Linked DNA regions of Homo sapiens: regions 1 and 3 are each linked to region 2. A link is a contact called in ENCODE Hi-C or POLR2A ChIA-PET data. All regions are on one chromosome and are shown on one strand. The core of a region is the stretch at or near the end of the contact, and the rest is flanking DNA. Distances in the headings are between cores, read along the strand shown. Region 1 overlaps AFG1L (AFG1 like ATPase). Region 2 holds the start of AFG1L (AFG1 like ATPase). Region 3 holds the start of NR2E1 (nuclear receptor subfamily 2 group E member 1).

What was found. Hi-C counts contacts between places; a loop is a spot of excess contacts on that map. ChIA-PET counts read pairs that join two places held with the same protein, here RNA polymerase II (POLR2A). Pooled maps may share reads with other maps.
Region 1: a loop to region 2 is called in a map of endothelial cell of umbilical vein, with 9 times the contacts of the local background. The contact joins the enhancer-like site here to the promoter of AFG1L in region 2. A Hi-C loop is called at or near these places in 1 of 168 maps with a recorded cell type or tissue (endothelial cell of umbilical vein) and 10 of 50 pooled maps. POLR2A ChIA-PET finds 5 or more read pairs at or near these places in 4 of 52 experiments (HEK293, HepG2, activated CD4-positive, alpha-beta T cell and 1 more).
Region 3: a loop to region 2 is called in a pooled map, with 2.5 times the contacts of the local background. The contact joins the promoter of NR2E1 here to the promoter of AFG1L in region 2. A Hi-C loop is called at or near these places in 1 of 168 maps with a recorded cell type or tissue (sciatic nerve) and 3 of 50 pooled maps. POLR2A ChIA-PET finds 5 or more read pairs at or near these places in 1 of 52 experiments (HEK293T).

Annotation. Positions count from the first base shown.
Region 1 is chr6:108,452,331-108,456,532 of GRCh38, reverse strand. The region is part of intron 8 of AFG1L (AFG1 like ATPase); the gene reads right to left. Among named protein-coding and RNA genes, the nearest start is that of FOXO3, 110 kb to the left of the region's middle. Within about 2 kb of position 2,637, at least 3 of the 41 ENCODE cell types and tissues checked have a DNase peak (open chromatin) inside an H3K27ac peak, as active enhancers do; they include endothelial cell of umbilical vein, where a contact is called at or near this core.
Region 2 is chr6:108,292,705-108,296,987 of GRCh38, reverse strand. AFG1L (AFG1 like ATPase) reads right to left here and starts at 1,934. Exons shown (of 13, transcript NM_145315.5): 1 at 1,770-1,934. The coding sequence starts at 1,908. It also overlaps the pseudogene RNU6-1144P. RefSeq lists an enhancer at 1,593-2,082.
Region 3 is chr6:108,164,255-108,168,199 of GRCh38, reverse strand. NR2E1 (nuclear receptor subfamily 2 group E member 1) reads right to left here and starts at 2,178. Exons shown (of 9, transcript NM_003269.5): 1 at 1,410-2,178. The coding sequence starts at 1,434. RefSeq lists enhancers at 432-1,333, 2,234-3,135.

The sequences.
Region 1 (4,202 bases), core at 1,388-3,887, 160 kb before region 2:
ATAGACTTTAAAAGAGTGAATTGTATCTCAATAATTTTTTTCTAAAAAATACAAAAAAAACAAGTAGCAAGATAGTATATTTAAACCCAGCCATATCAACAATCACATCAAGTGTAAATGGTTTAAATATCCCCAATTAAAAGAAAAAGATTGTCAGATTGCATAAAAAATAAATACCCAAATATATGTTGCCAACAAGAAACCCATTTTAATATAAAGACACAGATAGGCTGAAAGTAAAAAAGATGAGAAAAGACATATCATGCAAACACTAATTTTAAAAAAGCTGAAGTGGCTACATTAATATTAAGCATAGTAGAAGGAATATTACCAGGAATAATGAGGTTCATTTCATACTTATGAAGAGGTCAATTCATCAAGAGAACATATCAATCCTAAACATTTATATACCTAATAACAGAGCTTCAAAATACATGAAGCAAAACCAGACAGAACTGTAAGAGGAAATAGAAAAATCCATAATTATACTTGGAAATTTCAGCACCTCTTTCTCAATACTTAATAGAAAAAGAAGACAAAAAATCAGTAAGAATATAGGAGACTTGAACAACCCTGTCAACCAACTTGACCCAATGGCCTTTAAAGTACACACTACTAACAATAGCAGAATACATAATCAAGTGCATGAGAAACTTGTTCCAAGATGCATCATATTCTGGGCCATAAAGCAAGCCTCAATAAATTCAAAAGGATTCAAATCATACAACATAGATTCTGTAACCATAATTAGTTAAATCTGGGAATCATTAACAGAAAGATGTATAAAAAAATCACCAAACGTTCAGAAAGTAAATAACACACTTTTAATAACCCATGGGCCAAAAAATAAATCAGGAGAGAAAACATGACATAATAAAACATGTGAGATGCAGCTAAAGTTTAGTTTGAAAGTGCTTATATGAGAGCAGAAAGGTTTAAAATCAAGGACTTAATCTTCTACCTTAAAAAACTAGAAAAGGAAGAGCAAATTAAATCCAAACTAAGCAGAAGAAAGGAAATAATGAAAGTTCAGAAATTAAGGATATAGAAAACAGAAAGTAATAATAGAGAAAATCAACACAACAAAAGCAGTTTCGTTGGGAAGATCAATAGACTTAAAACTGCAGTAAGCATGATCAGAAAAAAACAGAGAAGGCTATCTTTTTAAAAATCTTTTGATTATGAAAAATTTTACACATAAACACATGTGAAGAGAATAGTTCTATTAAAACCCCAATGTAAAATCACCCACTCAATACATGGCATGGTCAATCTTGTTTCCTCTATACCTCCCCTCAATTCTCCTACACTGGATTATTTTGAAGCAAATCCTAGACATTGTATTATTTCATCTGTAAATATTTTCATTTCTGATTATTTCTTATGTAGAAAAACCTAAATGTTCTTCTGTGCCATGATGCTAAGAAGAAGTAAAACATAATCTGTAAACATCAGAAATATCCCAAATATCTTCATCCCTTCCCCAGACTGAGGAATTAGCCAGACAACAGTCAGAACCTCAAGAAAGTAGACAGTTTCTTTGATTGCCAGAGACAGAAATTCTATCTCTTGTTCTCTGAGGAACAGACTTCAGGGTCAGGCACGGTGGCTCACTCCTGTAATCCCAGCACTTTGGGAGGCCGAGGCAGGCGGACTGCTTGAAACCAGCCTGGCCAACATGGTGAAACCCCAGCTCTACTAAAAATACAAAAATTAGCTGGGCGTGGTGGCATGCGCCTGTAATCCCAGCTACTCGGTAGGCTGAGGCACGAGAATTGCTCGAACCTGGGAGGCGGAGGTTGCAGTGAGCTGAGATCTCACCACTGCATTCCAGTCTGGGCAACAGAGTGAGATTCTGTCTCAATAATAATAATAAAAAAGAACAGACTTCAGGAAGGCCCAGTGACTGGTGCTGCTGAAGGATGGGAAACTGACCTTTGATTTACACTGACAATAAACATTCAGTCATGGCTTAGGGTTTGCACCTGGTAATTGTACCTGGCAAGCAGGCAGGCATATAGCCAGAGTCTCCACAGCAATCAAGACTTACCAGGAGGGTATAAACCCACTCACCTAAGAATGACAAAGGTGATCTAATGGGATCCTTATCTTGATCAGGTGCTATCTTTGTCACCTAATGGGCCCTCAAAGGCCAAAAAAACTTACAGCTTCATCTGGGAATATGCTCTATTATCTTCTGTTTTGTGCAAGTGTCTCCATGTGGATACATTTCTGCAACCTTGACTGCTAAATAAATTTTATAGTCTTAAACTGTGTGGTATTTTTCCACTGATACCATCACTATTCCATTGTGACACCATGCAAACTAGTGTGAGAAGTAGAAATGATAGGAATATAATGGAGTCTAAAAGACACATGAGAGAATTTAAGGAACTGGAGGAGGAGTAGAGCCAGCTCATATTTGGCATAAGACCATAAAAATTTTGTTGTAGAGGATGAAATAAATATTTCAATGGGGTGTGCATACTGCCTGCTACAGGACTCTGGGCAGTCTAGCACAACGTATTGAAACAAATGACGGCCTAAAAGGAAGGGGGCCGGACTTAAGCATTTTCAAGTTGCTTGCACTGGTGAATGTTTCAGAGGTTCTTCAGTGGGAATTGAAACAGGAAATGACTGGGCTAGCTGTCTAACTGGTAAGAAAAACTGAGACTGAAACTGCAGATTCCAGTGTCTGGGACAGAATTGTAATGGTAATGATGGGTGATGGAGAGAAGGTACCAAGCTGTCCTAGACACTCCATTAAACCAGAAGGTGGCAACCTTAGAGGCAGAAGCTGGGTCTCAGCCAAAGTTTAGGTATGGGAAGATGTGATGATCACTCTAAGAAATGTTTTTAAGTTTCATTAATCTGATTCTCACAGTTGAGAGCAGAGGAGTGTTTGTAAGTAATATCACAGGCAAGAAACATGAAGTTTTTAATTATGGGGAAGTATGTTTTAACACATAGAAGCTTCAGTCTTAGTTTTCACAGACCTTTCTTCTGAAACAGAGCTATAACCTTGAAGCTGTGTGTCTTTTTGTCAGCTAATTGTTATTCTTTTAAAAAATGGTGTTCAAAGTTATATTCTCCAAAATGATTTTCTATTTGGAATAGATATTTCCCAAGTGGAAAACCAAGAGTGCTTGAGACATAAAACTTCCACTAGTAAAAGTATTTAAGAAAAAACTTTTTTTTTGAAATCTGTTCAAAAGATGGGTAAATACATTATATTAGCCAAGCACAAATATGTGAATATTTGGGCTGTATCTAAAAATCCATAAATTAGATTTTTCACCATTTTCAGGATGATCCAAAATCCCCATATTGAAATGGTCTTGAGACAATTTAAGTTTTAAGCAACTGAACAATGTGCTTCAGATGTAGTTTTGTTGAAGTGGTGGATGACTTCAGTGGACAGAAGCCAACTGAAACAAAGGGAGGAAGCCCGGTTCTTTAAGGTCTAATGTCCGGTAAATGCCCCCTGTTGGGAGAGACAAGCCCCTCCATGGGTCTCTCCATCACATCTTGCTGAGTATGCCAAGAATGCGAGGCCCTAACCATTTCTCAAGGTTGTGTGTGTAGTGAGCAACCTTGAAAGATGAGACAATGTCTCCCTCGAGACAAAAAGCAGACTTGCTTATGTCTGGCTATAAAATGGCAGATTTCACAAGCTCAGAGCTATTTTCCTGTAACACAATTCACTGCCTGTTGCAGGAATTATCTAGGCCCTCAGCAAAACACCCTCCCCTCCACTCCATGGGACTAAGGAGCAAGGAGGGAACTGACACAACATGCTAATGCTCATACTGCTATCTGTGCCAAGGCTAATAAGATCCTGTGTCTCTGACCCAGGTCTCTGTTGTCTTCTGTCAGCACTTATGAAATAATAAAAGGCAAACCTATTTTAGGTTTAGGCTCGTAAGTGGGGTAAAATAAAATCCCAGGACCAATGCCTGCCCCCATCCCTTTTGGTTCAGTTTAAAACTTCTCTTGAGGTTACGGCATCTGTGTGGAGGGCACAGTGTTTGTATGTGAGTATGGAAAGATATGGTGTTTGAATAGAACCCTCCCTTCAACAGACTTAGTAGAGAAAAGAACCTATAGGACTCAGCCTTGGAATAAAAAAGAGACAGCAAGTGTGAGTCCAGGGTGATGTGAACTCCTCTCCCCAGGAAACCAGTAACGCTTCACAATAGGGA
Region 2 (4,283 bases), core at 685-3,184:
GAAAGTGTGAGTATAGATTAATAGCACAGCCTTCACTTGAATCCAGTTCTGACACTTACTAGCCATATAACTTCAGCAACCTTGGATTCATGATCTCCAAAATGAGGATAATGAGGAATAATAAGATAATGTATGTAGAAAGTACTTAGTATATTGTATGACACAGAATAAGCATTCAGTGAATTTTATATGTTATAATGATGCTCCTTAAATCTTTAATGTTCATAAATCATGGTATATACATAGAATGGAATACTATTTTTAAAACTTAAAACACGAGGCAGTTCTATTCATATGAAATTGATATGGTATTGATATGGAATGATCTCCAAGCTACTAAATTTAAAAAGAAATTAACAATTAACAGAATTAACTGCTGTATACACAAAACAATGTGTACAGCATGTTACTACTTCTATTTTTTTAATACCATTATCTATATATGTATATGCTTATACATACACAGAATATATCTGGAAGAATACATAAGAAACTAGTATCACAGATTGCCTCTGAGGAGAAAAACTAAGCAGCTAAGGGATAGGGATAGAAAAAAGCCTTACATTTTGCCATATTCTTTCTTGCACCTGTTGAAATTTATAGCATTTGCTTTTATTGACTACCAAAAATGAAAAATAAAATTTATATTATAATCCACAGCTTACACTACCAGAATATTCCATTATATCTTTATTTATTTATTTACTTTTAACGACTACTCCAGCAGATCAGGGCTACCCCCAGGCAGTGTGTGGAGCCTATTCCATTATACTAAATGCATTATGCTAATCTTTGCAGAAAGACGTAAGGTGACCTAATCAAAGTTCTAGTATTAATTTCAACTGCATTGATGATAAGGGTCAAAGATTGTCATATTTTTAGCTAAATTAATAAATAATCTATTAAGGTATATACCTTATTAAGGTCTATCAATCTATTAAGGTATATTACAGGGGTTGCTTGGATTTGAGAAAAAGGAAAACGAGTATGTGGATGAGGGAGACAAGGAGAATAATTTCATTCATTCATTCACTCAAAAATCATATTTGCACGTCAAGTACCAATCATTGCGCTAAGTGCTTAGGAAACAATGACACAATGTCCTTGCCTTTGAAAATCGTGCAGTTTAGTGCGAATACATGAATAGAGCAGTAAAACTGGCACTCTTGGTTACTCAGAATATACATTCATTCATTCATTCATGAACATATAACTGAATGAAGGAAGCCAGGGAGAAAGAAAGCCCGGTGACAAAATAATTCCACTGAAGCCCCTAGTGACTTGAAAAGAACACCAAGAATCGATCCCTCAATCTGAGAATGTGTGTGGACCTTCCTTCCTAGAATCACGAGAGACATCAGGGCCTGCAGAGGTCCCAGGCGCGGCTCTTCCTCCAGTGCCCGTCAGTCACCAGCCCCGAGAGCTTGGAAAACGCAGAGGGTAGGGGTCCCCAGGCCCCAACCCCACACCTGCATCTCTTCAAGCCAGGCACTCCCACTAGGTTCAGCTCTCTAAACGTCCCGGAAGGAACAAACTCTGAGTCAACCTCTGACCCTCAAAATGAAAGTCACTCAGGGTCATTTCCCTCAGTGCTCAGGGCTCATTCACAGACAGTATAAAAGGTCAAGAGAAATGGAAACTCCTCTCGAGGAGCCCTCAGCTTCGTGAAAGCAGGAGACACCTGGGGTAGATCGGACAGGGAGGGTAATCCCAGAGGCTTCTCCAGTCATATGCAGTCGGCTCGGACTACTCATGGCACAGTCACTGACCTTTCCAAAAGGGCTTCCCAGGGGCGGTGGCCAGAGGAGCGAGAGCGGCGGCCCAGGCCCCGCACCCAACACATCTCCCTCTCAGCGGGCTCTGTGCTAAGGGGCGCAGGGTAACCAAGAGCGACCAGGAGGCCGCCATCTTGAACTCCGTACGAGGAGAGGAAGAGGAAAACTTTATTGGAACCCAGAAGAGAGACGGTGGCAAAGTCAAACCCCGCCGTGCACGCTGAAGGCTCCACCCGAGAGAACCAAGGGATCAGTTAGGGAACGTGACCTCCAGTAGCCACATGGGCGGGCTGCACTCCCGTGCCCTCCCGTCCTTCCGGACGCTGCCAGCCGGGACTACGACTCCCAGCATGCAGTGGGGTGGGGCGGGGTGGAACGGAACAGGCAGCTCCAGTCTGGGCAGTGGGAGGGAGGGCGATTCTCCGCCCGGCGCTGGCGGCCGGCCGAGGAACCCGAAGTTTTCAAGGAATTGGGAAGTGATTATGACGGGTAGGCAGGTAACCACTCTTGAGCCTTTTAAGTTAGCTCACATGACCGAGATTCCGAAACCTGAATAAAATGGAGGTGACCCAATGGGCCCTCGGGTTTTAACGGAAGAGTGGTGTCACTTCGTCACACCTCCCTAAATGGTAGGCCCATTTTTTATTTTATCTCCAGCGTCCAACTCATCTTTGACGAGTACCTGAAATGTGCGCCTACCGCTTTCCCTTTTCGTATTTGAATAATATAAATGGTACGCACTCAAATGTTTTGAAAGATTGTATAAGTGGCATGGGAAAGCCAAGGGCCTAAGAAGGACTGTCGGTGGACGGAGAAGTCATGGGACAGTGTATCCGAAGGGTAACTTCTCATTGATCTGCCCTAATTTGATTAAACAATAAATGCTTTGACATACTATAATAAGCGAATTAGGAGTACAAATTGCTGTCCAGAAGAGGCTGGCAATCCAGTAAGCGAGATGAATTCCAGAAAAGATAATACAGGCCGGGCTAGGTGGCTCATGCCTGGGAGGCCCAGGCAGGAGAATCGCTTGAGCCCGGGAGTTTGAGACCAGTCTGGGCAACATAGCGAGATCCTGTCTCTGCAAAAAATACAAAACTGGGCATGGTGGCCTGTGCCCTGTAGTCCTAGTTACTAGGGAGGCCGAGGTGGGGGTTGCGTCCAGGAGGTGGAGGCTGTAGTGAGCTGGGATTGTGCCACTGCACTCCTGCCTGGGAGACAGAGTGAGTCCCTGTCTCAAAAAAACAAAAAAAAAACAAAAAAAAAAAAAAAAAGAGAAGGCCCGGCGCGGTGGCTCACGCCTGTAATCCTAGCACTTTAGGAGGCTGAGGCAGGCGTATCACCTGAGGTCAGGAGTTCAAGACCAGCCTAGCCAACATGGTGAAACCCTGTCTCTACTAAAATACAAAAATTAGCCGGCATGATGGCAGGTGCCTATAATCCCAGCTACTTGGGAGGCGGAGGCAGGGAGAATCGCTTGAATCCGGGAGAGGGTGGCTGCAGTGAGTCGAGATCGTGCCACTGCACTCCAGCCTGGGCAGCTGAGCGAGACTCTGTCTCAAAAAAAGAAAAGAGAAGAGGAGGGGAGGGGAAGGGGGAGTGAAGGGGAGGGGAAGGGGGAGTGAAGGGGAGGGGAAGGGGGAAGGGGGAGGGAACAAAATACAAAGACTTTTAGAATAAATTTTTTTAAAAATAAAGATAATTCAGTGTTGTGGAATCAATGAGAGAGCAGTTTGGCTGGTAAATCAAAAAGGCCTTCTAAAAACTCAACTTTTGTTTTTTTGTTTTTTGTTTTTTTTTTTTTAAGAGAAGTGGCCTCACTATGTTGCCCAGGCCCAAGTGCTGTGGCTATTCACAGACTCCATCATTGTGCATAGTAGCCTTGAACACCTGAACTTACATGATCCTCCTGCTTCAGCCTCCCCAGTAGCTGGGACTACAGGTGCCAACCACCATCCCAAGCTTTAAAGCTTTTTTTTTTTTAATTTTTAAAAACATGGACTACTTCACGAATTTGTGTGTCATCCTTGCGCAGAGATCATGCTAAAAGATAATTCAGTGTTGTGGAATCAATGAGAGAGCAGTTTGGCTGGTAAATCAAAAAGGCCTTCTAAAAACTCAACTTTTGTTTTTTTGTTTTTTGTTTTTTTTTTTTTTAAGAGAAGTGGCCTCACTATGTTGCCCAGGCCCAAGTGCTGTGGCTATTCACAGACTCCATCATTGTGCATAGTAGCCTTGAACACCTGAACTTACATGATCCTCCTGCTTCAGCCTCCCCAGTAGCTGGGACTACAGGTGCCAACCACCATCCCAAGCTTTAAAGCTTTTTTTTTTTTAATTTTTAAAAACATGGACTACTTCACGAATTTGTGTGTCATCCTTGCGCAGAGATCATGCTAATCTCTGTATCGTTCCAATTTTAATATATGTGCTGCCAAAGCAAGCACTACAAGCTTAACTTTTAAGAGATAAAGACCTTCCAAGAACAGGGAATACAGTGAAGTCAGG
Region 3 (3,945 bases), core at 929-3,428, 130 kb after region 2:
CCGGGAATGCGGGCAACAAAAATCGAGGTCGCTTTACCTCCTGGAGATTCCAACAGCGAGGGCCAGGGTAGGCCCGAGCCTAAAGGGAAACCCAGTCCTGGGCCAGGGTCCGCTCTGCATTCCGGCCGCGGTGAGGGCTCCTTCTCTGCTCCCTCTGCCCCAGCTCGAAACATTTCTCCTTTTCTTTTTGTTCACGTTCATTTTGCTCTAATTTTTTAAAGGTCAGCACCCAAAGCAAAACAAAATGAAAACACAACCTCCTTCTTGGAGGGGGGTAGGAGGGCGGGAATTGCATCCCACTTAAGTGAGACTTCATTACCAGTCCTCAGAAGTATCTCCGATTCTCCCAACTTTCAAAGACTCAGGACAATGAGGGCGAGTGAAAGGGGGAGGGGGAGGGAAGGAACGCACAGAGCGCCAAAAATGCTATCTGCGAAAACAACACAAGCAGCAAGGCAACTTCGGGATATGGGGACTGCGGCGGCAACGGTAGTCCCCAGCCTCAGACCCTGGAGCCCGCAGCCGTGGGCCACTGGATGGCGGGAACTGAAATGCCCCCGGGAGATCTGAGCACCGTGACCGCGCCTGCTCAACGCTGGCTCGGGCCTGCACATTCTTGGGTTCCGCAGGCAGGGTGCAAGCAAATGCCCTCGCACACACACTTAGCCCTGCGCTCGTGAGTCTCGGGGTGGTGAGAGGTCAGCTGCGGCCTGGCGTTCGGAGAGCCGGCAGCTAAGGAAGTTCGAGGAAGGAGAGAAGCGCACGGAGGGAGCAGGCCGCGCACTCCTGCCTCTGCTGGGCTCCGGCTCGAAAAGTCCTTGGGATTAGGGATTTGGTCCTCTCTTTGCTAGAGTGGTTCGCCATACTTTAAATTCCCCAGTTATGACCTACGCGGATTTAGGATTAAGGAAAATGTGACTTTTAAATTGTTTCTGCTTCCCAGTTTGCAGGATTATTTGAAATAGCTAGAAACGGGGTGCAAAGCATTCCATTCAAAATCCGCTTTGCACAGAGTTGCTTTTGCGCGCTGGAGCTCGGAGTTTTGAGCGAGTGTGTTATTGTGCTACCGCCTGGAGCTGCGGCCCAGTTCCCGCCCCCATGGCCCCCCCATCCAGCACCTGGCGGCTAAATGGAGACAACTCATCCGACTGGTGGGCTGCGCGGGTCGTAACCTTCTCACCGCACCAGACAGGGGGGATCAAGCAATCCAGAGGCAACGAAACGGCTCTCCCCTCTCCACGAAATGCTCCAACTCACGGTCTACAGGTCTGGGCCGAACGCACACGCCCGCTGGAATCCCTCTCAGGGGCTCAGATTCGCAGCGCTCCAGGCAGGACCTCCCCCAGCCTCCCCGCTCGCTCGCCCCAGGCTGCGCGCCTAGGCCCCACGGCGGCCCGAGAGGTACCCACTTGTTGATCCGGCTGGCTTGCTCATGCTGGCTGTCCCGGGGCGGAGCGGTTGGTGGGCGCTGCCCGAGTCCCGGCCGGCAGCGCCCGCCTCGCCGCCGGGCGCCGCCGCTCTCCAGCTGCCCTCCAGCCTGCAAGGCTCCTGGGCGGGACAGGTGGGTGTCAGTCGCGCGCTGCGCTGCTCCCTGGGCGCTCAGAATTCGTCCAACAGTGGAAATTTAAGCATCCTTAAGTTTCTTCCCGGCTCTTGCAAAACCGCAGCTGCTGGGAATGCTGCTTGATATGGACACACACATGGACAGACAGATGGAGAGATGGACAGGAAGACTGAGGAAGAAGGAAGAACAGCAAGAGAGGGATGTTGAAAGACAGAGATGGAGACACGAAAATGGCCTTCCTACGGAGCGAAATCCCTCTTTTTCCCCATTCCTGTCACTCAGTCTTCGATCTCTCCCTCTACATAGGCATGCAGAGTGTGGGCAATCTCTGCCGACCGCTGGTCTCCCAAGGAAAGAAGGAAAACACTACCGCAGTCTCAGAGGCAGACGGGCTCCGCGCTGCCGGAACCCAAGCGCAGAGTGGGAAAACTAGATTGCTGGGAAATCTTCCGAGGGAAGAGGCGGCCAGGTCCGGGTTTCCGGGGAGAGCCGCGCACGCAGCGGCGAAGGGTCCCCGAAGTTCATTACCCCGTGACTTTGTGCCTGTCGCTGCGGGCTGGGTCCCCTGTAATATCTCCAGAAGCGCTCTGACAGGCAGCCGCGGGGAGGGGAATAGGGCGTCCCTGGCCCACTTAGCTTTTCCCCCAACTCCTGGCGGGGTCTGACGTCAGCCATGTGCGGGGAGGGGATGGGAAGAGGGAGGGGGTTAAATGCTAATGATATTAATGAACCTCCAAGCGGCTCCCAAAGAAAATGCAGGCGCTGTCGGAGCTTACGAGTTAGAAAGTGTGAATATGGGAGTGTGGCTCTGTGCGTGCGTGATGGTGAGGACGGTGCGGCTCGTAATAAAAATGAATTCGTATATTTCACGGCAAGAAGGAAGGGGAGGGGTGACGGGGCTTTCTCAAAACGCTTTTCCCCCTCTCTCCAGAGTGCCAGATAGATTCGCGGAAGAAATTGGGTGGCTGTGTGCTGGCGTGTGATTGTGCGCGCCGGACATGGCCATGTGAGTTGGTTCATTCTTGGTCCGGTGCCCCTTCTGTTGGGTAAAACTTGGATCTGGCCCGAGGTGAGTAATTTACTCATTTTGCACATATCTACGGAAAGTCAGGGCTGAGGATGGGGTCTTCTGGAGGTTCCGCGTTCCTTCGGCCTTCGCGCAGTGGGTTTGGGCACCAGCCGAGGGGAGGATGCCGCCAGCTTCCCCAAGCAGAGCTGGCCCATCCGACGCTGAGCGAATCTCTTGTCGCCTCCATTATCTGCACCGGGGCGGCTGGAGGGCAGAGCGTTCCCTCCCGCCGCTCGTCCTCGGCGGGCGTTGCGGGCTCCCGCTCTCCGGGCGGAGGAATAGTGAAGAGAGGCCCTCATCCCCTACCCCCTCCCCATTCCGCTTGCCTTCCCGCGATTCCTGAGCTCTCTCGCGCCTTGCTCTGTGCGCGGCGCTGGGAGAGCGCATGCCGAGGGAGCGATGATCCCCGATCTCTAAGAGATTAATTCTATTTAAGCTCTCTCGGCAGCTTGAACTTGTCGAACAAGAGCTTGCCAGTCCCTCCTCAGGGCGTGGACCCGGCCAGAGGTCAGAGGTTACACCTCCCGCCCTCCGCTCGACGTTCGCGGGGAGGGGAGCTGTGGCCGGCGCTCTGCAATTCCGCCAGCCCACCCCCCGGTCCCTCTTTCTCCAGACTCGGTGTCATCCCGGGCTTTCAATCAGAGTTCGCCTGTGCGTGCAAGTGAATGCTGGAGTCCCCCGAGCCCTGGGAGGGCGCAGCAGGTCCTCCGCCTGGGCGTCCCAGGGGGAGCGGGCTGTGCGCTCCAGTGGGCTCCGACAGCACGTGATTGCAACTTTCTGCCCAGCCTTGGCTCGGCCTCGAGCTCGGGGTCTCGCACACCACACACACCAGAGCCTGTGTCCTCCTTAGTGGGGCGCCGCGACCAAGGCTGGGGTCCCGGGGAAAGAGCAAGATGGGGGGATCTTTATCTCTCAGTTTATTCCCTCCTCCTCGGTTTTTCGAATTGGGACGAGATTGGGGGATTGTGGGACGAGGCCATAAGCGCGTAGGGGTTTATTAGGTGACAGGAGGAGAAATCAGCGTTTTTTGACAGCCAACTTGTACAGCCGCTTGTGGAGCTAGCCCGACCGGCGGCGTAGCGCTTTCTCGAACTCGGCGCCCAGAGAGGGGAGGAATTTCGGGCAGGATTTGAGAAACACAATAAGATGCCAGGCTCCGTTTGGAATCCTCAGGTTCTGGTTCACGCCAGAAATCCACTTGCTTCAGCCACCTACCACCACCACCCCCATAACGCGGACGCGATTATGGGGTTCTTTGGTTCAGGACAAAGAACTTCAAGGGTGGAACTAATTTATCTGGGGCGAAGATGAG